Regions from separate parts of the Homo sapiens genome. Here regions 1 and 3 are each linked to region 2. The links are chromatin loops, found by intact Hi-C in ENCODE. Cell type or tissue: MCF 10A. All regions are shown on one strand. Region 1 has its middle 200 kb from the start of LINC02782. Region 2 overlaps LOC124904590 (a long non-coding RNA gene). Region 3 has its middle 360 kb from the start of MIR4689.

Region 1 (8,000 bases), 130 kb before region 2:
ATCTCTCCTCTCTGCCAAGGAGAAAAAAGGTACACTGGAATGAACAAAGGTACAAAGAGACACTGGTAGGTTCTTCGACCTGGAGATGTTCCAGAAGAATCTACATTAACAAGCCTTGGTAACTAACATTTATCTGTCATTTATTTGCCTTTCCACAAGTTGCTGCCTCTAGAGACTCAAGGTCTTTTTCTTTTGTTTTGTCATTTCTCTAAAATGTTACTGTCCTTTGTTGAAAATGTTATATAAGCTGGAATTCCAAGCCACCTCTACTCACTCCTTAGGTGTCTCCCATATATACATGAAATATACATGTTAATAAATTTCTGTTTGTTTGCCTCTTTATAATCTGTTCTTTTTTGGTACAGGGGTCCATCCCAACTAAAAATCTTGGAGGATGGAAGAACAAATTATTTTACTTTCCCTACAGATGGATGGATGTATGGATGGAGGAACGAATGAGTGATTGGATAGATGGGTGGATAGATGGATGAATGAATCAATTAATAAATGGATGGATGGATGAGTGGATGGATGGGTGGATGGATGGTGGATGGATGGTGGATGGAAAGATGGATGGATGGATGGATGGATGGATGGATGGATGGATGGATAAATGAGTGGATGGATGAATGAAGGAGTGGATGGATGTATGGTGGATGAATGGTGGATGGGTAGTGGACGAATGGATAGATAGATAAATGAATAGATTGATAGCTGGATGATGAATGGATGGATAGATAGATGAACCAATTCTAGTATTATTAGCTCTTATGTAAAGCAGTAAGGAATAGAAAAGAGAAAGGACAGCCTCTTCTGTGGGATCAGGGAGACCTTCTAATTGATTTTCAGATTTCACAGGCCCCAGTCCTGCCTTGTTTCCCAGCCCAATCTGTCCTCCCCTTTTCCTATCACTTTAGCCCATGCCCCTATGTTCTCTCCCTTGCTTCTCTACCATTGACTTTGGGTGTCTCTCTGGCTCCCCTGCTCAGCTGGACACTTGACCCTTGTTCTTATGGGTGACCAACCCTGTCCAGTGACCCCATAATTCATAGTGAACAGAGTCTCAGATTTTAGATCCCAAAAATTGTATCCCTGTCTGTCTGGAACTTTGGCACATTTTCCAAGGACAAAGAAGCACTTAATGGGCATCTTAGTAAAGAGGAAAATGAGGAAGGAAAGGGTGGCTAAGAAGAGGCCGTGATTCTCATGCATAAGCCCACTGTCTGCGAGCCAAACCACATTGTCATCTGCGGAGAGGAGAGAAAGCCACACACCCTTGTAAAGATGGATGAAATGTGCTCAGGAATGGTGTAGGAGAGAAAACCAGAGGAAGGACATATTTATTGAGTGCCTAGAATATGTCCTACACACATCTTTCAACAGCTCCTAGAAGTGAGGTACTAGTAGCTTCATTTCACAGACAGGAAACTGAGGCAACCGGAAAGCGATAACACACAGAAGATCTAGCTGATAAGGGGGCTGAGCCAGAGTTTAAGTCCAAGTCTCTCTGACTAAAACCCTTGCCCTTCTTGGAACACTGGACTGCGTCTCCAGAATGATTTGAAGGGAAATAAACAGGGCAATGACAAAAACGGAGGGGGGGATGCCAAAGGCAGGGCAAGCCCACGGCCCTCTTCTCTGGCTGTGCACACAACCCTTTGGTTGAAACTGTCAAGGAACCTGTGAGAAAGCAGCCTGGGGTTGAGCCTTTTCACAGGAGCAGCAGATGCTGGGTTCCCTGCTGCAGTGAGATGATGTTAGCCCAGTAGGTGACAGCGATTAATAGCCTATTTCTCAAATCAGCCTATTAGAAATAATCATGCCAGCAACCATAGGCCATTAATCTGCATTGGAACCCAACCCGCACAGCACAGGCTGACGTGTGGATGAAATCTTTAGAGATACACAGGCGGAGAATTTTTATGCACAGAAAACATTGCTGTGCAGTAGTAGGGAGCAAGGATGGGGATCAGGTAGTATCCCAGGCAGGATCTGAAACTTGAGAGGCATAGCCCTGAGTGACCACATGGGGACGGGGAGCTGCCCTTTCCTACTAAGGTCCAAGGATGACCCCACACAGGAGTGGCAACCTGGAATGCTGTGTTGAGGGGGATTTTGAAGTCCATAATCAGTTGTTGTATTAGTCTGTTCTCACGCTGCTAATAAAGACACACCAAAGACTGGGCAATTTGTTCAAATAAAGAGGTTTAATGGACTCACAGTTCCACATGGCTGGGGTGGCCTCACAATCATGGCGGAAGGCGAATGAGGAGCAGTCACGTCTTACATCGCGGGAGGCAAGAGAGCATGAGCACCGGAACTCCCCTTTATGAAACCATCAGATCTCATGAGATTTATTCACTATCACAAAAAGAGCATGGGAAAAACTCACCACCGCGCTTCAATTACCTCCCACTGGGTCCCTCCCATGACACGTGGGGATTATTACAATTCAAGGTGAGATTTGAGTGGGGACACAGAGCCAAGTCAGATCAGTTGCATTTTCTGCCATGGGAAATGGGTGGGCAAATGAAGGCACGAGTGCCCTGAATTTGATGTCCCTGGACCTAGGGGCATACCCAGGGGCCGGAAGGAGCATCTCCCAGCAGCATGGGATGTTTTATCACTGACCTTGTGTAGAATTGCCAACACATGTTAATGAGAGAAAGGAGATGGACTGTGAGCTGGTGTCACTACAGTTTCTAAATTCTCTATAGGCAAGGCCTGTCTCATTGATGCTCCAGGGCAGGCCACTCCCACTGCCCCTCCCCACTTAGTGCCCGCACATGTGTGTGCTCTGCCATGGGTCTCCCCACCGGTCTCCCAGAGCCTCTGTGTCCTTGGGGGTTCTGGCTCTTCTCTTCCATGCCTCCACTTTTGAGCCTTAGAACTTCAGACACTACAGAGGCCCAGAGGGAAGGAGGAGAGCAGGGCCTCAGCCTGAGATCTGAGCACAAAGACAAACCCAAAGTCTGCAATTCCAAAGGGCTTGCTGGAGCCACCCCACAGCAGCCTCTTCTTCAAAGCCTGGCTTTTCGTATGGCCTTAGTGGACAAGTAAAAGGGGAGATCTTTCCCATGTCTTTTCTCTGAGATTTTAGGACCTTGATTTAGTCAATGAAGGGCCACTTCTGCCTCAGACTCGCTTCCCTGGGTGCTCCAGCCTTCTCTCCAGCCTCTTCTGTGGGCTGCCGGTTCCTCACTGTCTAGCACTCTCCTTCACTGAGCATCAGTGTCACTAGGGTGCCGTTAGGTACCATTCTCTGGCTTCTGAGCCAAAAGCTTCCATGTCCTCCCTCAGAGCAAGGGAACTGAGCCTTCCAGAGGCACCAGCCAGGGGACTGCTCCCTGACAGTCTGCCTTCAACTGTGCACAAGAGACTCTTCCTCGGCTCCTTGCCTTGGTTTGACCCCAGGGTCTCTGGTCTGGACTTGCCCAGTCTCTTCTGAGTCATTCCCTGGCCTCTCACTTGCCTCTCCATGGGGGCATCATCTCGGCTGGACATCTGGGTAGGTCCAAGGTCCCCACGAGGCATTCACGGCCCTCGCCTCATCAGATCATGGCCACGATGCATTGACTTGCTCCTCCCATGTCCCCGTGAAAGTGGCAGTAGCTGCACTTTGGATGCAAATTGACACCACCTTTCACGGCCATCCCCTGGTTCTTAAATAGAAGCCCGCAGTGTGCAGGTGTGCAGAAGGCATAGCTATCTCTGAACAAAGTCATGACAACATAGGAAAGTCTGAACTTACCAAGTAGGTAAATAAAGGGGCAATTACTCACCTGATGGAAGGATTATTTCAAAGAGCACATCTCCCTCAGGCAAACTGGCTTATATGTAACTTTTCAGAAAAGCAACTGCTGTGAAAAAAACACTTCTACATGAAATAGTCCCGTACAGAGGCAGGCAAAATTGAATCGGCTGATTTTTCTGGTGTGGCTGAACTTTTGCCAAGGACTGACTCTAGGCACAGATGTCACCTGAATTGTCTCAGTGATGAGACTGTCATCTGCAGAACTGTTGACTCCCATGCTCATGAGAGGCTCAGAGTGAATCCAGAAACTCATGGTTCTGGCTGATCTTTATTATTATTTTTTAAATTTCCAAGTGTGTGACTCATAGTAGACACTCATTCGGGTGGCTCGGATATTTTCACCTACAGGAGAATATATGGAAAAGAAAACAACACCCCACCTTCAACACCCTCCAGCTGCACAATGTGTGAGGACAAAATTGTCCTCACACCACATGACAAAATAACCAAGCTTCCCTCACCACTCACTGAGAGGCTTCCTGTCGAGGAATGTATGGATGATCACTAATAACTGGTAAGTACTTCCCATAGCCTGTAACACAACTGCCAGCTGCTGTGGAAGTCCCTGTGACAGCCTCTTGTTAGTCCACGCCCTCCTCCCCGCTTCCAGCCCACGCCTGATGTGAAAGGGTCCCCTAATTCCACGTTTCCTCTGAATGTCCTGCTCTCACAGCCGTGCCAGTTCCCCCTTTTACTGCTTAAAAGTACACATTCTACTGTAATATATATTGCTTTGGGCAGTTCAGAGAAAATAATCCAGGGAAAAGCATGGTCTTAGTTGTATCTTTTCAATTCCCAGGCAAAAGAGTTTTTGGAAAATGTCCCTAACTATTCCTTTTTGTACCAAGAACACATTGTCAAAGCCCCCTTTTCTTCTCCTCCAGACGGCCCTTTCTCAAGCCTCACCATTTCCCCATTACTGTGTAAAGGGAGGAAATTTACAGGAGAACGTGATGGTTGATTGCACGGAGCAGGGAAAGCCCATTTTCAGGAGGAAAGCCTGAGATGACACTGTACCTTCTGATCCTGCCAGAGGGTCAGAGCAGAAAAGCCTCCTTTTTTCCCCCTGAGGTTTTTGTTGTTGTTGTTGTTTGGTTGGTCAGTTTTTTTTGAGAGGAAGTTTCGCTCTTGTTGCCCAGGCTGGAGTACAACGGTGCAATCTTGGCTCACCGCAACTTCTGCCTCCTGGGTTCAAGCGATTCTCCTGCCTCAGCCTCCCGAGTAGCTGGGGTTACAGGCATGTGCCACCGCGCCCAGCTAATTTTTTTTTTCTTTCTTTTCTTTTTTTTTTTTTTTTTTCCCGAGATGGAGTCTCACTCTGTCACCCAGGCTGGAGCACAGTGGTGCGATCTCGGCTCACTGCAAGCTCCGCCTCCCGGGTTCACGCCATTCTCCTGCCTCAGCCTCCCAAGTAGCTGGGACTACAGGTGTGTGCCACCACGCCCAGCTAATTTTTTTTTTTTTTCGTATTTTTAGTAGAGACGGGGTTTCACCATGTTAGCCAGGATGGTCTCAATCTCTCGACCTCCCGATCCACCTGCCTCGGCCTCCCAAAGTGCTGGGATTACAGGCACGAGCCACCACGCCTGGTCGGTCATTTTATATCCTTTCTCATTGGAGAGAGTAACGTCTTGCCCATTTTGCATGAAGACAAACATGGAATTCTTCCATGATTTTTAAGGCTAGAACTAGAAAATCCACTGGGGGGAAAATATCCAGCCTCAAATGGAGCCCTCTGTAAGTAATAAATTTATTCCCTGTTGTAGTCAATTCTCCTAAAACAAAAGTGACTGCAGCAAGCGATTTTTGGTATTGCTCATATATTGTTAAAATATTTCAGCTGGCAGACGCTGTGTGAAGAGAGACAGTCGCCGGCCTGACATAAGATTTATTAGAGAAAGTTGGCACAAATATATTTGTAGGAAGCAAAATATGTTTGTAGAGATTATTCCAGATTTACAGTGATTAATAACGGATTGGAAGCAGTCGACGTCAAAGAGCCGCCTCCTGGCAATGTCTGCCCCAGGTTGAGTCGGAATAGAACATGAACTTCAGCGGCGCCAGGAACCTTTTGCTAAAAGAATGAAGTTTTCTGAATAGAATGAAATGAATGCCAAGAGCCCTCTGTAGGCTCAAAAAACCTGCCACACTACTTAATCTGCTTTAAGCACTGACTGGCTAATGGAGTTTCGAGCCAGGCAGCATTCGAAGGCTTAGCACCTGCAGGGGCTCCCTGAGAGAACAGAGGAGACGCCACAGCAGAGGAGATTTGTCTTTGCCCTGTGCATGGGAGGAGGCTGCGGGGAAAGGGAGAAAGTCAGGAGAAGCTGCTCTTACGTCTTTTTTCATCCCCTTTGTCCAGAGTGCGTTTTTTAGGGATGTGCACTTGAGACCCTAACCCGCAGCACGTTATCTCAATTGGAAGGTCAGTGTCCACGTCAACCAGTAATAAAGGATGGATGATACACACAAGTCCCAGCCGAGATGGGGATCTGGTTTCTTATCCACAGAGCTCTGCGACACTGCCTTGAGCTGGCAGAGACCGCGTGGAAGGCTGTTTCCCATCTCCCTGCAGATTCCCAGCACCGGCAGCAAATGGGTGGCAGTTCCACACAGCAGTATGAAGAAGAGATCCCCCCCGCCCCAAAAGCCATTTCCTCTCCTCATAACTGCACACGCAGCTAGCTGTCTCCGAGAAGGAGGATACAGGGATCGCTTGCTTCCGGGCAGCTCGCCTCCCTGATACTATCCATCTTCCTCTGCAAGCTGGAGTTGGCTGGAAACAAGTCTGATTAATAAAACTTGCAAGTAGACCCCAAGGTTGACACTAACAGGCTCCCAATAAACAGCATTTAGATTGAATTGATCACCCTGGAAGGTGAGAGGGCCTTGTTGAGAAACAGCAGCCATGCCCTTCTGCCCTGCTGATGACAAATGGCTTGCAATCTGTCAACCACGATTATGAGCTTTGGCTGGAAGGCACGAGGGCGCTAATGAAGAACCCCACGCCTGCTGCTCCCGTGGGGCAGGTGGGCTCGGGTGGGAGCTCACATCCAGCTCGTGAGCAGGGCTGGTGGGATTCCATCCTCCCCAGTTTGTTGCCATGGAGAAGGAGTTGAATGGCTTTAATACAGCTGTGTGGATGTCTCCCCTGAGATGCGCCATGACAAGTTGGACTGGAAGTAGCAAATGAGCAGCTATAATCTTCAAACTGTATGAATAAGTGATTGATTGGGCACGGGGGCTGTAAACAGCACTCTGTGTTCTGGCAGCATGGGGCCCAGCAAAATGAGATCATCAGTCTGGGAGAGACACGCACAGAGCAGCCGTGCTCCCGGTAGCCTTCCACAGGGCTGTGGCCTGGGCTTGGGAATCTGCCCAGAACTCATGACCACTTCTTGCAGGCCCTGCAGATGTTGGGCCACTCTAGGTCCCAGCTGGCTCCAAACCCGTTTCTGGTTAATCCTGCCATGCGTAGCTATTAATGCTTTACAAATAAAGGCTTCTGTCTGTTTGCCCCTGCCAGCTCCCCAGCCAATTGCTTGGCCCCAGGGCGGAGAGTGGCTGAGTGTCCAAGGGAGGTGAGAATCCACTAATATGAATCCCTGGGGCCTCCTGCCAGGGCTGCTTCTTAGGCGGCTCCTCCCTGCTGCCTGGGGATTCCCCATCCCTTGCCAGATAAGACTGGATCAGAGCAGTCCATATGCAGGCCAGAGAGTGACCAGTGAGGAAAGGTCAGCTGGGCCAAGCTGCATCTTCTCTGTAGATTTTGGAATTGGGGCACTCTCAGAATGGTCAGTGAATAATGGAGTTGAATGACCAAGACATTGGGGACTGAGCCAGCAGGAAGCCAGTGACCATGGAGAACAAAGAGAGACAGAGACAGAGAGACCCAGAGAAAGGGATAAGCTCATCAGCTTCTCCAACTCCAGAGTCTACCCTCACCCCCTTCAGCTTTGATCTCCTGCCAGTCACATGGTAGGATGACACATTCCCATGCCCCTTGCAGTTGAGTGGTGCTGTGTTACTGGCCTGGCCAATGGGCAGTGTCACCACTACGCAAAGCTCTTCATTACTGCTGGGAGGCCCTCTGGCTGTCTGTTCCCTTGACCACTGTAGACAATGAAGCCTCCATCAGACTGCATTCCTGGTAGGGACCACAGGATCGGGGTCCCCACACACAGGT
Region 2 (8,000 bases):
CCACACGGCTGCTTCTCGCAGGCACTGGCTCTCTCTCCCGCAACCTATTGACATCCATTAACATTCTTCCAGCTAAAAAAAAATGCATCTTATTCTAACACTCTCCGTAGGCAGGAAGCTGGGCATTGAATTACTGAGCCTGAGTAATTGCCCGTAGGCATTGTGATGGAAAATGGCAGAAATCGCAATGAGTCACAGGGTGTTGGAAAGGTAACTGTTTGGTGACGATAATTCTTCAAGGATAATTTCATTAATGGAAGTGGGAGACAAGGCGTGTGCCAGTGAATACTGTATATGTGTATATACATATCCACGGACATACATCTAGTGTTTAAAAACGGCTGAATGTAAACGGGTATGTATGTGTCTGCCTTTTTAATGAATGCCTGAACGCTGAATGGTAAAGCACCATTCAGAAGTGATTTGTGATAATCACACGGGGGAGAAATCCTTTAAGTGAAAGGAAATGGGAACAAGGATATTTCAAGCGTAGATGTGAAAAGCTTCTATTTGATTCGGGGCCACAAAGGATTCAAAAGACATCAAAGCATTGACAGACTGAATAGCTTCCACCAAAGGAAGAAGTTCCCCGCACTGGAATTTAACACGAGATAAACCAAGTACAAATCCCCGTGCTGGAGAAGGTTATTGAGGGAAGACACTGGGTGCCGGTGGGACTGCAAGGGAATCCCAAATCCTGCTCTGCCTTGCCCAGGCTACCCTCAGGTTAGATCCTCTGCATCTGAACCAAAACAGGCTTCTGCTTTGCAAAATGAACAGAGTTGTGTGCTTTGAATGAGGCAGCTACTCTGTGTACCACATCCGATGTGTTGGGATAAAAAAAAAATCAGACTGGACATTTATTTAGGACTAAACTTTGTCCACCTGAAGAGTGTCTTCCCCTTCTCCACAGGTGCACCCCACCTTCCCCAGCGCTCTGCCCTCTCCTCCCAATCAACACAAATGACACAGGGTAGGAAATGACAGTGTCCTTTGCAACATGAGGCTTCAGAATTAGAGTCTGGGCAGTGTTTTCATTGACAACCCTGATAGATTTTTTTGTTTTTGTGGGAGCCAGTCCCAGAGCCAACCCAGCCCAGAAATAGAGATATGGCTTTCACACTGAACTGCACCAGTTCCTATTATACTCCATGTTTTTAAATTGAGGTAAACTTCACATAACACAAAATTAACAATGAACCTACATATGTTATAAGTTCAGCTTTTATTTTAGATTTGGGGGTACATATGCAGGTTTGTTACATGGGTATATTGTGTGATGCTGAGGTTTGGGGTACCATGGATCCCATCACCCAGGCAGTGAGCTAGTTTTTCAGCACTTTCCCCTTCCTTCCCTCCCCGCTTTTGGGTGAAAGTCTAGTATCCAGAATCCATAAGGAACTTATGTACAATGAACCATTTTAAAACATACAGTTTGGTGGCATTTAGTGCATTCTTTGTGTTATGTAACCATCAACTCTGTCTTGTTCTTTTTTTCTTTTCTTCTTTTTTTTTTTTTTTTTTTTTTTTTGAGACGGAGTGTCGCTGTGTTGCCCAGGCCGGAGTGCTATCATGTGATCTTGGCTCACTGCGAACTCTGCCTCCTGGATTCAAGTGATTCTCCTGCCTCAGCCTGCTGAGTAGCCGGGATTACAGTCATGTGCCAATAGCTGGGATTACAGTCATGTGCCAACACGCTCAACTAATTTTTGTATTTTAAGTAGAGACAGGATCTCACTATGTTGGTCAGACTGGTCTCGAACTCCCGACCCCAGGTGATCCACCTGCCTCGGCCTCCCAAAGTGCTGGGATTACAGGTGTGAGCCACCCCACCCGGCCAACTCTGTCTTGTTCTAAGACATTAATGTCATCCCAAAAGGAAACTGTGCACCCATTAAGCAAAATCACTCCCAGCTCCCAGCGCCCATGACCACCAACTTGCTTCTGTCTCTGCGGATTTACGTATTCTGATGTGCCATGTAAGTGAAATCATGCAATACGGGAACGTTTCCATTTGACTGTTGTCAGCTGGCAGCATGTTTTCAAGGTTCGCCCGTGTTAGAGCAGGTATAGCACTTCATTCATTCTGTGGCTGAATAACACTCTATTATACAGTGTGGATAGACTGTACTTTGCTTCTCCATCCAGCCATTTATGGACACTTGGGTTGCTTCCACCTTTTGGCTATTCTGAGTGATGCTGCTGTGAATGTGGGCAGACACGTATCTGAGTCTCTGCTGTCCATTCTTCCAGGTGCGTCCCAGAAGCAGAATTGTTGGATTGTGTGGTCACTCCATGTTCGACTTTTGAGGAACCTGAGCAGAACTTGGACCGCTGCCCGCCCACTGGGTTTACTGGTGGTTTCTCTGTTCCCCTCCCCCATCCTGGTTCTGGTGTACTCCGAATGTCCCTTGCACTCCCTTCCACGGCCACACACTAAATTCAGGGAACATCTCAATGGCCGCATCTGGTCACAAGACATGCACCCATTGGCCCCAGCTCAGACTGTCTCTCTGGGATCTCAGGCTTGTGCAGTGTGAACACATGGCCAAGAGAGGGCAGGCAGAGGCACCAGACCCCCACTTGGTGCTGGTGAGCTGGTCCTCGCTGGATCAGCTGCCCAGCCTGCTGGGCCCAGGCATCCTTGTCCCCTTTAACAGATGAGGACTGAGGGAGACACAGCTGAGTAAAAACCACTGACCTGCCATCTACACATTGAGGTCATTGGAATGATGGCCACATGTCAAGGTTTTTTAGGCCCTTCTGTGTCTCAACAGCTTCTGGAGGTGCTGGCTGAACTAAGGCCAAGCTTAGAAAAGACAGCCCCAATCTCTGATTCCGATAACCCACCAACCTTTCCTAGTCCCGACCTGCAGGCTCCAGTCCCTGGGTCCTGCTGTGTTCTGAGGTTCCAACTGCCTTGTGCAGGGGCCTGGAACCCTGAGCCTTTCCCAGATTCCTCTCCAAGCCGAGGACCAGATCACCAGAGCCTTGAGTCACCTGGACCTCCCGAGCGTTTTCTGTGGAAGGAATCTTTGGCTCCAGCAAGAAGCAGAACAGTTGATTAAAACGTTTATTTTCCTGCGAGGAAAGAGAAAGGAGAGTCTTCGGTTTCTCCTACCTGATACCCTGACTATGGCTCCTGTCCCCACTGTGCCTGCTCAGGATGTGTCTCTGCTGTGTTGTTACCACAGCCCCCTGCCCATCTGCAGCAAGTAAGGTTATTCCCTTGCATTTGTGCAAGGCAACCAAGGAAACTAAAACTTTAAGGAGGAAAGAAATGAGAGATGATAACAGATTAGCAATTTGCAAATTATCCTAAGGAAAAATGTCCTATTAAGAAAAAAATGATGAGCACATGCTATTGAAGGGGGGTGGGGGACCATGGCTGGGGAGAAGAATGGACTCTAGCTCGCTGAAATTATAGTATTGTCCCGTCTCCAACTACTAAGGCTCTGTTCCCTGACAATACACTAAATATATCGTTTATTAAGCCCATTATCCTGCAGACCGCAGTTAGTCACATCTCAAACATTGCCACATTTATGAAAGACAGTTACAGTCATTTGCAAGATAATTACCATTTTAATCTCAAACCAGCCTGCAGGAGCAAATTGCTTTATAAGTAACCAGGTTTTCAGCATATCATGACGGAATGCCGTGCAAGCCCTCAGACACTTCGGGCTTGTTTTGCAATTTTCTACAGTGTGGGGAAACCTGCCCTCCTGGGGCTGGGTAGAGATGGGAGACAGCCTCCTGTTCTGCGCCTGAGGGTGGACACTCATAGTGTCATGCTTCCATATGTCTGCTTCCAGCTCTCATTAACACAGATGGGCGAGAGAGAAAGGGAGAGAGGGAAAGGGTGGGGAAGAAAGAGGAGAAACAAGAAGAGAGAGAGGCAGGGAGAGAGAGAAACAGAAATGGAGGGAGGGAAAGAGCAAGAGGGAGAGAGAGGAAAAGAGAGACAGAGAGGAAGGGAGGGAGGGAGACAGAGGAAGGGAGGGAGAGGGGGGGAGGAAGAGAGAGAGAGAGAGAGAGAAGCTCTCATTAACACAGAGGAGGAAGAGAGAGAGAAGAAAAGATGAGAACAGGGAGGGAGGGAAGGAAACAGGTAACAGAATTACCCTGCTTGAAGCTGGCCTAAAACAGAATCAGGGCATAAGATAGGGACATCGCCAGAAGCAATAAGACCCCCGAAAAAAGGTGAGGACATTGGCATCGAGACTAGTTGACATATCCATAACTTCAGCCCCAAATGCAGAACCTTCCTTGAAAAATGGGAGGACCTTTGTATCTGATGAAACAGCTACAGTCAGTATATTGCAAGGAACCATCCATTTGGGGAAGGAAAAACTGATCTGGAACTGAAGAGGATCAGAAGCTCCTGAGCGGGGGAAGCAACGGAGCAGGGAGGGGCTGAGCAGGGGTTACTGGGAACCACATGCAAGTTGGACGAGCAGATGAGATCAGACCGGGTGGAACCAAGGCCCCTGCTGTGGGGGTACGTCGGGCAGCCCTTTACCTCAGCAAAGCTAAGGCAGGCCACCATTACCTGGGCACCTGTCACAAGGTGCAGAAAGGACAGGTGCGGGATTGCATTATCATGAGTGGTTATGAAGAATGTAAAGGCGAGAGCTGGCAGCCAGTCACTTCCTGATTGGGAGATAACTGAAACTACTAGAATCCAACCACCCACCCAAGGTTTAATATCCTCTGAAATAATCCCACGGAATCATCCAGCTTTAGTCACCTTGACCTGACGGTGCCTGAAATTATCTGAATATGGGGAGAAAAGAGACCAGTCCCGGGATAGGAGGAGGAAAAACAAAAGGGGCAGGGGGTCTGCTGAGGCCGAGCCAGGAGGTGCATCCCAGAGCACAGGGTGGAGGCGGTCACCTGGGGACAGCGGTGATTCTGGCCAAGGCGGCTTCCCAGGAGCGGTTGGAGAGAGGTGGAAAAGCCAAACTCAAGTGAGCCAGGGGCTAAACCCTGGGTGAAGATCACAGCAAGTGTACAGCCAGGCCTTCCCAGCTCTGGCATCTTCTCCTGGAGACGCAGAGTTGGGAACAGAGAAAAGAGAAGTGCAGGTACCGTAATCCCCCTCACTGCAGCTAGCAATTTTGTGTTTTAGAATCTGCAGATTTTCAGCTTCATTTCCCTGAAACCCATGTCTTCTCTGGAGCTTCCTATCTCTGTTCAAGGGGCCAGTCCCTCCATGTATACAACCTGCATACCATGGTCTCCTCATCCATCTCACCTCCTACTTCATCTCCCTGAGGCCCCCTCCCCTTCAAAGCTTTTACCACACTCCCCTCCAAAGCATCTGACACCCACTTGGCTCTCCACTCTCAGTGCTGACTATATCCGCTCCCTGTTCTGCATAACACATCCCCCCAAATTTACCTGCTGGCAAGAAGGCTGACTCAGAGGGCTGGCAGGTGGAGTTTGGCTTCCGTTCCCCTCCAGGCAGCCTCTCACCCTCCCGGGTCTCTCTCCTCCAGGCAACCTCTCACCCTCCTGGGTGTCTCTCCTCCAGGTGGCCTCTCACCCTCCTGGGTCTCTCTTCTCCAGGTGGCCTCTCACCCTCCTGGGTCTCTCTTCTCCAGCAGCATGGCCTAGACTTCTTCCTGTGGCCGCTGAACTCCCAGAAGGAGAGACAACCAGAAAGCAAGTCGCCCCTAAGACGGAAGTGGCAGTTTGTACAACCTCATTTCAGAAGGGTCTGCTGTGCACTGTGGTCTCACACAGCAACCTGGAGCTATAGGAGAGAGGACTGCACACACAGTGAACGCCAGGTGAGAAGCGGGTTATTGGTTCATTGGGGGCCTTCTTGGAGACCAGCCACGGCACTTCCTGATTCTCAATGTAGGTGGTATGAACTTGTACTGCAGCTCTGAAGAAGCAGGGGCTGAGGCGTCCTCATTTTGTACCTTCCAAGATTCCTAGTGTGAGGTCAGAGTGCAAGTAGATGCTCAGCAAACACTTGTTGGAATATAGAGTTTTGGATTCCATGCGAGCAAAACTCACCAGGGGTCTAATGTGCCTGGTGCAGGTCCCCACCATCCCCCCACACCTGCCGATGATCCTGTCTTAGGGCATTTTCTGCCCATTACTTCCTTCTTTCCTCTCCCCGCATGTGTCATGAAGATGAAAGTAGGCGACAGCTGGCAGAGATTGTGTTGACACACTCAAGGTCATGGACTGTCCTCTCATTTGAGCATTATTTACCTAACACAAAGAGACAGACACAAAGATAATGCCATGATAATTTAACGGCTCACCCCTTTTGTAAAACTGCCATCGCTGGTGTTTCTGTGTGAAGGAAGACAAAAGATCCGGGGGGGGGCCCACAAGGACTCTCTCTTTTCTTCTCTGATTAATTCCTGCCTCCCTACCCAGGCTGCTGTTCCCTCCCACACCCACATTTCCAATAACAGGCTGAGGTTATTGCTAGCTTTTCAGTTTTAATACAAATATGAAAGGGAATCAATGAAACTGATATTGTGAGACAATATATTTCCCATCAGACAATTACGGGGGGTTTTTCATTCAGATTTTCGCTATTCAAAATGAAACTCAGAGATTATTTTTTCCGTGGCACATCCTGAAACTCCAATCTCTCTGTCAGTAATGCAGCTCCTGAGGCTGCGTTGTAAAGGGACTTGCTAAAGTAGACTTCTTGACATTAATATAGCAACATGTCAAATAAAAACTCAGACTAAAAGAGATGAACTTCCCCTTAATATACCGTGATCGCCGCCGAGAGTCTGAGAGGGACTCCCGAGTGGCTTGGAATTCCTCTGCTTGGGATTTCACTCTACTGACAGCAACATGTCAGAGTCCATTAATGCAGGACCAGGACCAGAGACAAATATATTTTGAACGTGGAACAAAAAGAAGCTGCCAAGAAAACATGGATTTCCTTGCAACCCTGACCCTGCACCCATCTGCATCTGCGAAAAAGGGTGCACAGTTCCTTCCACCTAAGCTCCTGCTGCAACTACCTGAGCAGTCAGAAAGCTCTCAGAGGACATGGTCACTGGGTCTGGCCCCCTGGCCTGCAGAGAGGCCCTGGCACATACAGGGAAAATGCAGCTGCACCCCGACCTTGCATGCTTTCCTGTGATTTTTGTTTTACACCATCTGTTTTCAGCCTGCTCCTGCACTCTGGGCTGAAATGACTGAATTTGGTCCCCCAAGCTCAACTGATGGCTGCAGGCTCCAGGATCCCTGAGTTGGGTCTGGAGATCCAGGAAACCCTTAACGTTGGATGGCTGTTTTGCATGTGTGGTCTTTCTACCAGGGAGGGGCGTCTCCGCTCACCCCGCTCACCCTCCGGCTCTGCTCTCTGCTTTCGCACTTGTCCCTGGAGATATAAACCCAGACACTGCCCTGCTTGACCACAGGCAGCTGACTGGTGGCCTGCACACCCTACAAGGGTCCAACAGCCAGACCTTCCTTGCTCTGGACCCACTCCTCTGTACCACCCTGGGCCAGCCAGCCTGCCCACCCCAGGGACTGAGCTAAATCCTGGTGCCTTGTGCTCATGGGACAGGAAGGAGAACAGGCATTAAGGGTCCCCCAGGGCTGTCTGTCGAGGCTGACCATTGCTGGAAAAGCAAGCAACTCTACTTCCTTGCAGGATCCCTCACTCCACCTCCTTCCCTGGCCAGCAGAGCTTACCAGGTCAGCCAAGAGTCCCATCAACACTCACGGGAGGTGGATGGCGGTCTCAGGCAGCATCTCAGGACAGCAGCTGGGGCTCGGGCACAGGACACTCAGGTGGGATGTTCCAAATGCCCAGAGATGAGGGGGAGCCTGGGCTGCAAAGCACTTGCTCATCAGACCTGCTGAGTTGATACCATCAAGGCAGGTTCATCTCCCATGGACTTCATGCTGACCGTCCCTGTAAAGACTCTTCAAGAAACAGAAAACCACTGCAGAGGAACAAATGGCCCAGCCGACCATCTGCAGAGCCCCTCTTTGGACTCATCCCACCA
Region 3 (8,000 bases), 73 kb after region 2:
AGCATCTGTCAGGTGCCAGACAAGGTGGCACCTTCCTCCAGGGCTGTGCTCCTTTCTCCTCTGAACACATGAGAACATAAGGCTCGGCCAAGCAAAGGCATTTGTCCAAGCCACCCAGCTGGTCCCCAGGAAGCCAAACCAGGATCTTCACTCAGGGCTGGGACCTCAGACCCACGTGTGCTCCAGGGCAGATGTTCCCACCCTGTGGGACGAGAGCCACCTGGTCCAGGGGGTGAGAGGGGGAGGGCGTAGAATGTAAAGCTTTTGTGGAGCAACTGACACCCAGGACTCCCTGAATCCTGGTGGGGCTGGATCTGGGATCTTCATCTTTAATAAGCCTCCTGATAATTCAGGAACAGATAGTCCCCCAACAACCCACTGAATATGCTGCTGATAGGGCTTGCAAGTGGGGCAGGCAGCCAGGGCAGCAGGTTTTTTTCCAAGCCAACCTGCCAAAACTGACCCCAGAGAGGCTGTGCTCAGAGGCAAAGGGCCCAGTACCTGCTCTCTCTCACCTATTAGAGGCCTGAGATGGGGCATCAAAGTGACCCCAGAGCCCCCAAAACAAGGAAGACTCAGACTTGCTAGCAAACAGAGGGCACCAGAGGAAACCAGGAACAGGGCAGGACTTCTGTCTTCCCCAGAAGAACCACATGCAGAAGCTGCTGAAGCAGGAAGACCACATCGATAATTCGTCCTCTAGCCATGTCCAAGTGGTGACTCTCAGGGGACAGTCTGCAGAAGCCATTGGGGGGACACAGATTTCCCTAACAAGTCCTAAGGCATTAGCAGAGTGTCGGTAGCACAGATAGGATTTTGCCTTCTATTATAGAAGGCCCCAGGTTCTCTGATCAGGTAATTGTTGGGATAAAGAACATGCTTTCAATAGGGTGATATATAGATGCATAGATAAATGATGGATAGTGGATGGATGGATAGATAGACAGAGAGACAGGTAGATTAAAAAATAGATGATAGATAGATAGTAGACAGAAGATAGATATATAGATAATGGATAGATAGATAGATAGATAGATAGATAGATAGATAGATAGATGATGGATAGACAGATGATAGATGAGTAATTGATAGATTAGATAGATGATATAGATAGATAGATAGATAATAGGTCTAGATAGATGATAGATAGATAGATAGAAGATAGATAGATGACAGATAGATGATAGATATATAGTAGATAGAAGATAGATAGATAGATAGATGATAGATAGATAGATAGATAATAGGTCTAGATAGATGATAGATAGATAGATAGAAGATAGATAGATAGATGACAGATAGATGATAGATATATAGTAGATAGAAGATAGATAGATAGATGATAGAAGATAGATAGATAGATAATGATAGATGGTACATACATAGTAGATAGATAGTAGATAGGTAGATAGATAGATAGATAGATAGATAGATAGATAGATAGATAGATAGAATAGATAGATAATCTTCCCAGACATGAGTGTGCTGGGAAGCAAGGTTTGCAGATAAGTGTGTCAGATTGTCAAGGGCAGTGAAAGCCACACAGGGGACTTGTGATCTTACCTGTAGATTCATTCTTTTGTTTATTCATTTAACAAGCATTCAGGGAGTACCCACTATGCACCAGGCACTATGTTAGGCGCTAGGATGTAGCTGTGAATAAAAAGGCATTCTCCCCACCTGTCCAAGAGCAGAGCTAGCAGGTTAAACAAGCAAGTAAGACAGCAAGTGAAGGACCCAGGGCCTGTGGGAGCCACAGCAGGGCCTACGCCCCAGGCAGGTGTAACAGGGGCAGCCTTTCAGGTGCAGTGACCAAAGGCATTTGGGAGTAATCCACACAGCAACGCCTGAGGTCCACATGGTGGTAGTGTGGGGAAGAGAGCTGAGCTGCAATGGCCATTAACTTTCACCCTTAAAAATGGTGTCCCCTGGCCCGGCGTGGTGGCTCACGCCTGTAATCCCAGCACTTTGGGAGGCCAAGACGGGTGGATCATGAGGTCAGGAGATTGAGACCATCCTGGCTAACACGGTGAAACTCTGTCTCTACTAAAAAATACAAAAAATTAGCCAGGCGTGGTGGCAGGTGCCTGTAGTCCCAGCTACTCGGGAGGCTGAGGCAGGAGAATGGCGTGAACCCAGGAGGAGGAGCTTGCAGTAAGCTGAGATCGCGCCACTGCCCTCCAGCCTGGGCGACAGAGTGAGACTCCGTCTCAAAAAAAAAAAAAAAAAAAGTGGTGTCCCCTGCTGGGCTGGGCACAAGGAACATTCACACCAGCCGCCAGGTGGTAGAAAGTTCTGTTTTAGATGGAAGAGCCTTGTCCCGTCACCGTGTGTGTGTGTGTGTGCGCTCGCGTGTGTGCGTGTGTGCGTGCATGTGTGTGCGAGTGCGTGCATGTGTGTGTGCGTGCATGTGTGTGCGTGTGTGCATGCGTGTGCGTGTGCGTGCATGTGTGTGCGTGCATGTGTGCACACGTGCATGTGTGTGCGTGCATGTGTGCACACGTGCATGTGTGTGCGTGCATGTGTGTAGCTACTTACACATCTATCTGTCTATCTAGGCATCTAGGTGTCTGTGCACCTGCCTTCCTCTATATACCCATCTGTTTATCCATTATCTATTTAGCTATGCATCTATCCAAGCATCTATGCACTCGTCTATCATCTGTCTATGCATTTATCCATGCATGCAAGTATATTTATGTATGCAAGTATACGTATAATAGACATAGATATGAACATAACATATGGAAAGAGAAGCTGTGGTTAGGCTCTTGGTCACATTTGGATCCCTGTAGCTATTTCTCCAGAGCAGAAAATATTTTGCCTAATTTTATTCTGCTGAAACCGTTTTTTTTAAAAAAACAAATCTTGCAGATGCTTCCTCCAGAATAGCATGTTTTCCCCAAAAATAACTGGGCCAGGGTTATCCTAATTAACTGAGTATTCCGGAAGTTACCTTTGGAAATGATACTATGTATAATGTCAAAATTTTCCAAAAATTGGCCCTGGAGCACAGTGTAAGCCACCCGTCCATTACAGCGCCGAGGTCCCAGCACCCCTGATGTCCAGCGGTCCCAGCCGCCGCCCAGCCTCTGGCAGAAGTCAAGCCTCCATTCCAAGCCTGCTCTTGTTTCAGAGGAGTTAACTGGGATTTACAATAAGAGGCTGACTTGGCAAGCCGGGAAAATGGGTGTTTGAGGCTTCATTTCCCCCCTTTCTTAAGCAACATCTTTTCTGAAGAATTTCTCTGTGCCTTGTCCCTCCTCCCATGGCCTCAATCTATTTTTAATGACATTTCTGTCAGCCTTGTATTTCCCTTCTCCCCTGTTAATATCCAGGTTTTTCATTATTCACGGTGCCATCTGTCTTCCTCCGACCCCACCACTTCCCCCACCCTTCACGTCATTCGGCAGGTGCTGCCTTACTGTCTCTGTCTCCGAGGCTGACATCCTCATTCTCAGTCCTTTAAACAAGCCGGGACCTATTTACCCAGCCACATGAACCCTCTCCTTCCTGGAAGCCAGCCCTGCCTTCCTGAGCAGGCTGTACATGGAAGCAATTGCTCCGACACAGACAGGGACACCGTGGTGCGTCTCTCGGCCCCATCACGACGGCCTGCACCACATCCCAAATCGGAATCCAGCTCATGCATGCGGGGTTGGCCCTAGAAAGTGCCAGGAGGCATCCAACCCTGGGCCTGGCCTCATCCTGGACATTTTCTTGTTTCAGGCATGAAATATGTGGCATGGAGGTTTAGAACATGGGCCTCGGAGTCACAATAACTACGGTTCAAATCCCTGATTCTCTCAAGCAGGGTGACCTTGGACACTTGACTGTTGCTAAACCTTGCTGTCCTCACCTCTGAAATGGAAGTGACTATCCCGATTACGGAGAGTTCCAGTGGGGATGAATGGAGATACTCTGCAGATCCCTGTTGGAGACATAGGAAGCCCACAGCCAATGGGAGATCCAGAAAGATCACAGTGTGTCCCAAAAGGGAAAGAAAAGAGCAAACGTGTTGTATGCAACTAGGAGCCTAAGTAAGACTACAGAATGCGCTGAGGCGTCTCAGACCCAAATCCATCTCCTTCAATTTAGCCGTGTTTGAAATATGAAAGTCACCATTGCAAGCAAGCCCACACTCGCAGCGTTCCTGCCGCCGAGTATTTATGGAGACATCCACCAGTCAAGGGAGACTTATGAGCTACATAAATACAAAGGATAATCCGGCAAATTCCGAGTTGCACTAAAGGGCTACAAATCAGTGTTTGGGCTGGGCTCCAGATACAAAGAGAAAGTGTGATTAAGTGTGACTTTTTTAAAGTTTTGTTTGGATTTATTCCTAAAACTCCTTCACCCGAAGACGCAGATTTCTTGTTGGCACAGATGGCTGCCCTGTCGTGAATCAGAGGCAGAGAATTTGAGCAGTGCCCAAAAGAAGCCTAGAAAAAAGAAAGCACAAAAAGCAGAACGACTTCTAACTTTGGTGCAGAACTAAGATCTGTTCCCACCTGTCAGTGACACTGGGGGTGATCTGCACTCTGGGGCGGGGGCGGGAGCTCTGGGGTGCAATCCCTTGAATGCTTGCTGGGACCTCCTGCTCTGCAACCACCTCCACACTGGCCATAACTAGGCAGAGGCCTTCACAGGCATCTCTCCAGCCCAGGGCTGTGCAGGTGGCTGCAGGCAGGATGTCTGGCCTGAGCCAGCACAGTGGACATGTACAGAATAAATAAAAGGACAAATGGCAAAGTGACATCAGGAGAGACAAAGGACCAAGGGCTTTTTCAGCCAAGACAGCGCTGTGGTCAGAGCTGCAGTTCATCCCAGGGCAGAGGTTTGTACCTGAGAAAAGCATTCTACCACGCAGCATCCTGCCCGGGTGGACCAGGGCAGAAGCACTGAGGTCAGCTCCCCTGGGAAGATGGTGTCTCAGGGTCTTCCTGAGTTGCTCTGAGCTGGGGGCCTTGGGCAGTTCCTTCCTGACCTTCCTTGTCTACAAATTGAGACTCATCGCCTTCCTCGCCGAATTAGCATGCAGGTTCAAAGAGGGGCCCGGAGGCTCCTACACGACCAGCCAACAAACTCTAATTTCAAGACAGTGTCTTCCCCCTGTTCCTCCTGATAACAGCAGCTGCAAGAGGGTTCAAACCCCAGCACACTCATGGCTTCCTCTTGCTCTGCACTCACTCTGGTAGATTAGAAAAAATTGTACTAACCGTGAAGTTTAATTTTCTGTGTTCTGACACTTTGACTTCTAGTGCCTTGCTGATCCTGGAGGGACGGCCCTTCCCAGGGCTGGCCAATTCCTACAGATAGTAAAGGACTGTGCTGGGAGCCCACCTTTAATACCAACCCACCCAGAGCCCACACCCCACGACCTCCTCTACCAGATTCTCCCCCCAGGGCCACCATCCACCTGCCCTAGTCACCCCTGGCTAGGTGCCAGACACCTAGGGGCAGCCTCTCTGCCCCAGAGCCCACAGAAATTATCCACACGAGCCTATCCTTCCTGCAGAAACCACTATAAAGGCTCTGCCCACATTGCCCCCGGCTCCCTCTGCCTCCTGATGGATGCCCCTGCTTTCCCCTGTGGCCCTGTGTGACGTGGCCTGCCCCCTCCTCATGGGATCTGTGAGTAACAAATCCTTAAACAGGCAGCTGCCTGCTGATCTGCTGGCCCACCATGGCTGCATATTAATAAAACCCACGATGGAAAGCAGGAATAAAATAACCAGCCCTGCTCAGCATAGCTCCACCAATCTTTGCCATTGCCTTGTCCCAAAGGAGACTGTGGGGAGCTGCCTGGGCTCAGCCCTGGGGCTGGGGCAGGTCTGGCCAGTGCTGGGTCTGGAATGAGCTGGTGCACTCAGCCAGCACACCTGAGGCACATTCCCACCTGGCCTCCTCGCATGGAGGGGATGTCCTCCCCACTCTTAGTTATATTTCCCAGCCCTTTCAGAACTTGAGCAGCAACACGGTGTTTTCTCTTTCCTTCAGTGGAGCCCTCACCGTTAGGGGCAAAGCCTCACACTGCCCCACATTCTCTCCCAGTGACATAGAGAAGCTTCTGGCAGCAGCTCAGAAATGCTCCCAGGAATCCACGTCTTGGCTCTCCGGTGGCTACAGCTGACCCAGCCCATCCCCTGGAGCCAACAAGGACCAACGTCCCCAGGCCCTGAGCTCGCCACTCAGCCAGCAGCTGAAGCAAGCACTCTTCTTCTGGGGCTGCTCGTGCCAGGGGAGTGATCTCATCCCCCTGGGTCTGAGATTGGGGAAGGTTCTGGGTGACTAAGAGCCGCTGCATATGAAACCCTCTGAAAGGCCAAATCCCAGCTAGAGCTCCTGTTTGGAGATTAAAACTGGAACATCAGTACCCCCGAAGCTGTGAACTAACGTTCAGGGGGATTCCCAGTCCAGTCACTGTGACCTCTTTTCCTGTAGGAGGCAGCTGTCAGCAACAGGTTCGTCTCCCAGACACACACACCGCAACACGCAGCTTGCACTTCCCCGGCCCCTTGAAACAAGAAATGGCCATGCAACGGTCTTTGGCCGATGAAATGAGTGCCACTTCCGGGCAGAGGCATCAAATGGCTGGAGTGAGAGCATCCAGAACTTCCTTCTCCTGCCTTGGTAATTGAGAAAGTGCCTGTTTACAAGGAGGTACAACTCGTAGCCATCACGAGGCCCGCCATGCCATATTCTGAGTATTTGCATCTATGCCCCCAACTCTACTGTTGAAATCCTAGCCCCAACAGTGATGGTATTAGGACATGAAGCCTTTGGGAGGCGACCAGGTCATGGGGGTGAAGACTTTGTGTGAGAACACAGTGAGAAGGGGCCATCTGTGAACCAGGAAGCTGGCACCGAACCAGAAACCAAAGCTGCCAGCACCTTGATCTTGGACTTGCCAGCCCCCGAAGTGTGAGAAGTGAACTCATCATTTTCTAAGCTACATAGTAGCCTATGGTATTTCCCTACATCAGCCTGGATGGACTAAGACACAGGGTCACCCTGAAGAGTGCTCAGCCTTGCAGTGACCCCTGCAGAAGGGAGGAACAGAATGTTGTTGGTAGCTCTGAGATGGGCGCTGTTTGTTACTGTACCATAACCCAGCCCACCCTGACTAACATGGGCAGGCAGAGGAGTCCGTCGGCCCCCAGGGACTCCTGGCTGGTGGCCCCCGAGAGGACAGGGCCTTGGGTGGTACCAGACATCTGCAAACCAAGCCAAAAGTCTCCAACAGGAAAAAAAAAAACAGTGACAGAGAGCATTTCACATGGCTGTATCTGACAGAGAGAGTCAGATTCTAAATATCTGTTATCAAAATTGCCCGAGGAGAGAACGTTTATTAAAAGTTTTCCATAAGCATTCCCCAGCTCTTTAATCACAGGGTGTTTTTTTTCTTTACTGTAACATCTTCAGCACATTTACTGCTTTTGCATAAAGGACTTTTGCTTCTAATCACATCGATTTTATTATAATTAATTTTTAATGTATTTTCCAGGGTGTTTCGTATGTACAGACTAAGATATTTTATCATATATTAACATAGCCATTTCCACTTTTAAAGTGGGTTATTAAATGAGGGTTAATTTATTATTGCTTAAGATGTTACAATGTTAACCCAATTATAATTTGGGTTTTGTCATGTGCACTCTGGAGTGTGATAGGATATTGATAATAGACCCAGTAGGATGAAATTTACTAAATCAAATCCTTAGGGCTCTTGCTGAATTCTCATAATAGCTTGATTAGCTAGCAGACACCCATGCTGTCATCCGGGCGGCTCTCACCTGAGGGCAAAGCAGCCTGCATCGTGGGGCCTGGACCTGGGGTCAGCTGGGGTCAGGCCTGTAGGCCAGGCTTCTTTCCAAGACCTGGGGCTCATGTTTACTTCCACATCCTGCGCCAGTGGACTCAGATTCCAGGCTCTGTCCTCTTGGCCAAGGATCTGGTAATGCACAAGGAAGGTTGAGGACGTGGGTCTGTCAGACTCC

The links. Hi-C counts contacts between places; a loop is a spot of excess contacts. Peaks named below come from ENCODE experiments on the same cell type or tissue, not always from the same donor. Only the 100,000 strongest peaks of a DNase experiment are listed, where the experiment ranks them.
Region 1: a loop joins it to region 2, with 2.0 times the contacts of the local background. A loop is called at or near these places in 2 of 110 quality-filtered maps.
Region 3: it touches region 2 in a loop (3-fold over the local background); 4 of 110 quality-filtered maps call a loop at or near these places.

Annotation. Positions count from the first base shown.
Region 1 is chr1:5,290,297-5,298,296 of GRCh38, forward strand. No RefSeq gene overlaps it. Among named protein-coding and RNA genes, the nearest start is that of LINC02782, 200 kb to the left of the region's middle. In MCF 10A, no CTCF peak of the experiment used is centred here; no DNase peak of the experiment used is centred here.
Region 2 is chr1:5,424,882-5,432,881 of GRCh38, forward strand. It overlaps LOC124904590 (a long non-coding RNA gene), which reads left to right. Exons shown (of 2, transcript XR_007067026.1): 2 at 2,254-3,498. Among named protein-coding and RNA genes, the nearest start is that of LINC02782, 330 kb to the left of the region's middle. RefSeq lists enhancers at 2,486-2,985, 5,014-6,213. In MCF 10A, no CTCF peak of the experiment used is centred here; DNase peaks (open chromatin) are centred at 160 and 3,730.
Region 3 is chr1:5,498,324-5,506,323 of GRCh38, forward strand. No RefSeq gene overlaps it. Among named protein-coding and RNA genes, the nearest start is that of MIR4689, 360 kb to the right of the region's middle. RefSeq lists enhancers at 3,087-3,587, 3,588-4,088. In MCF 10A, no CTCF peak of the experiment used is centred here; no DNase peak of the experiment used is centred here.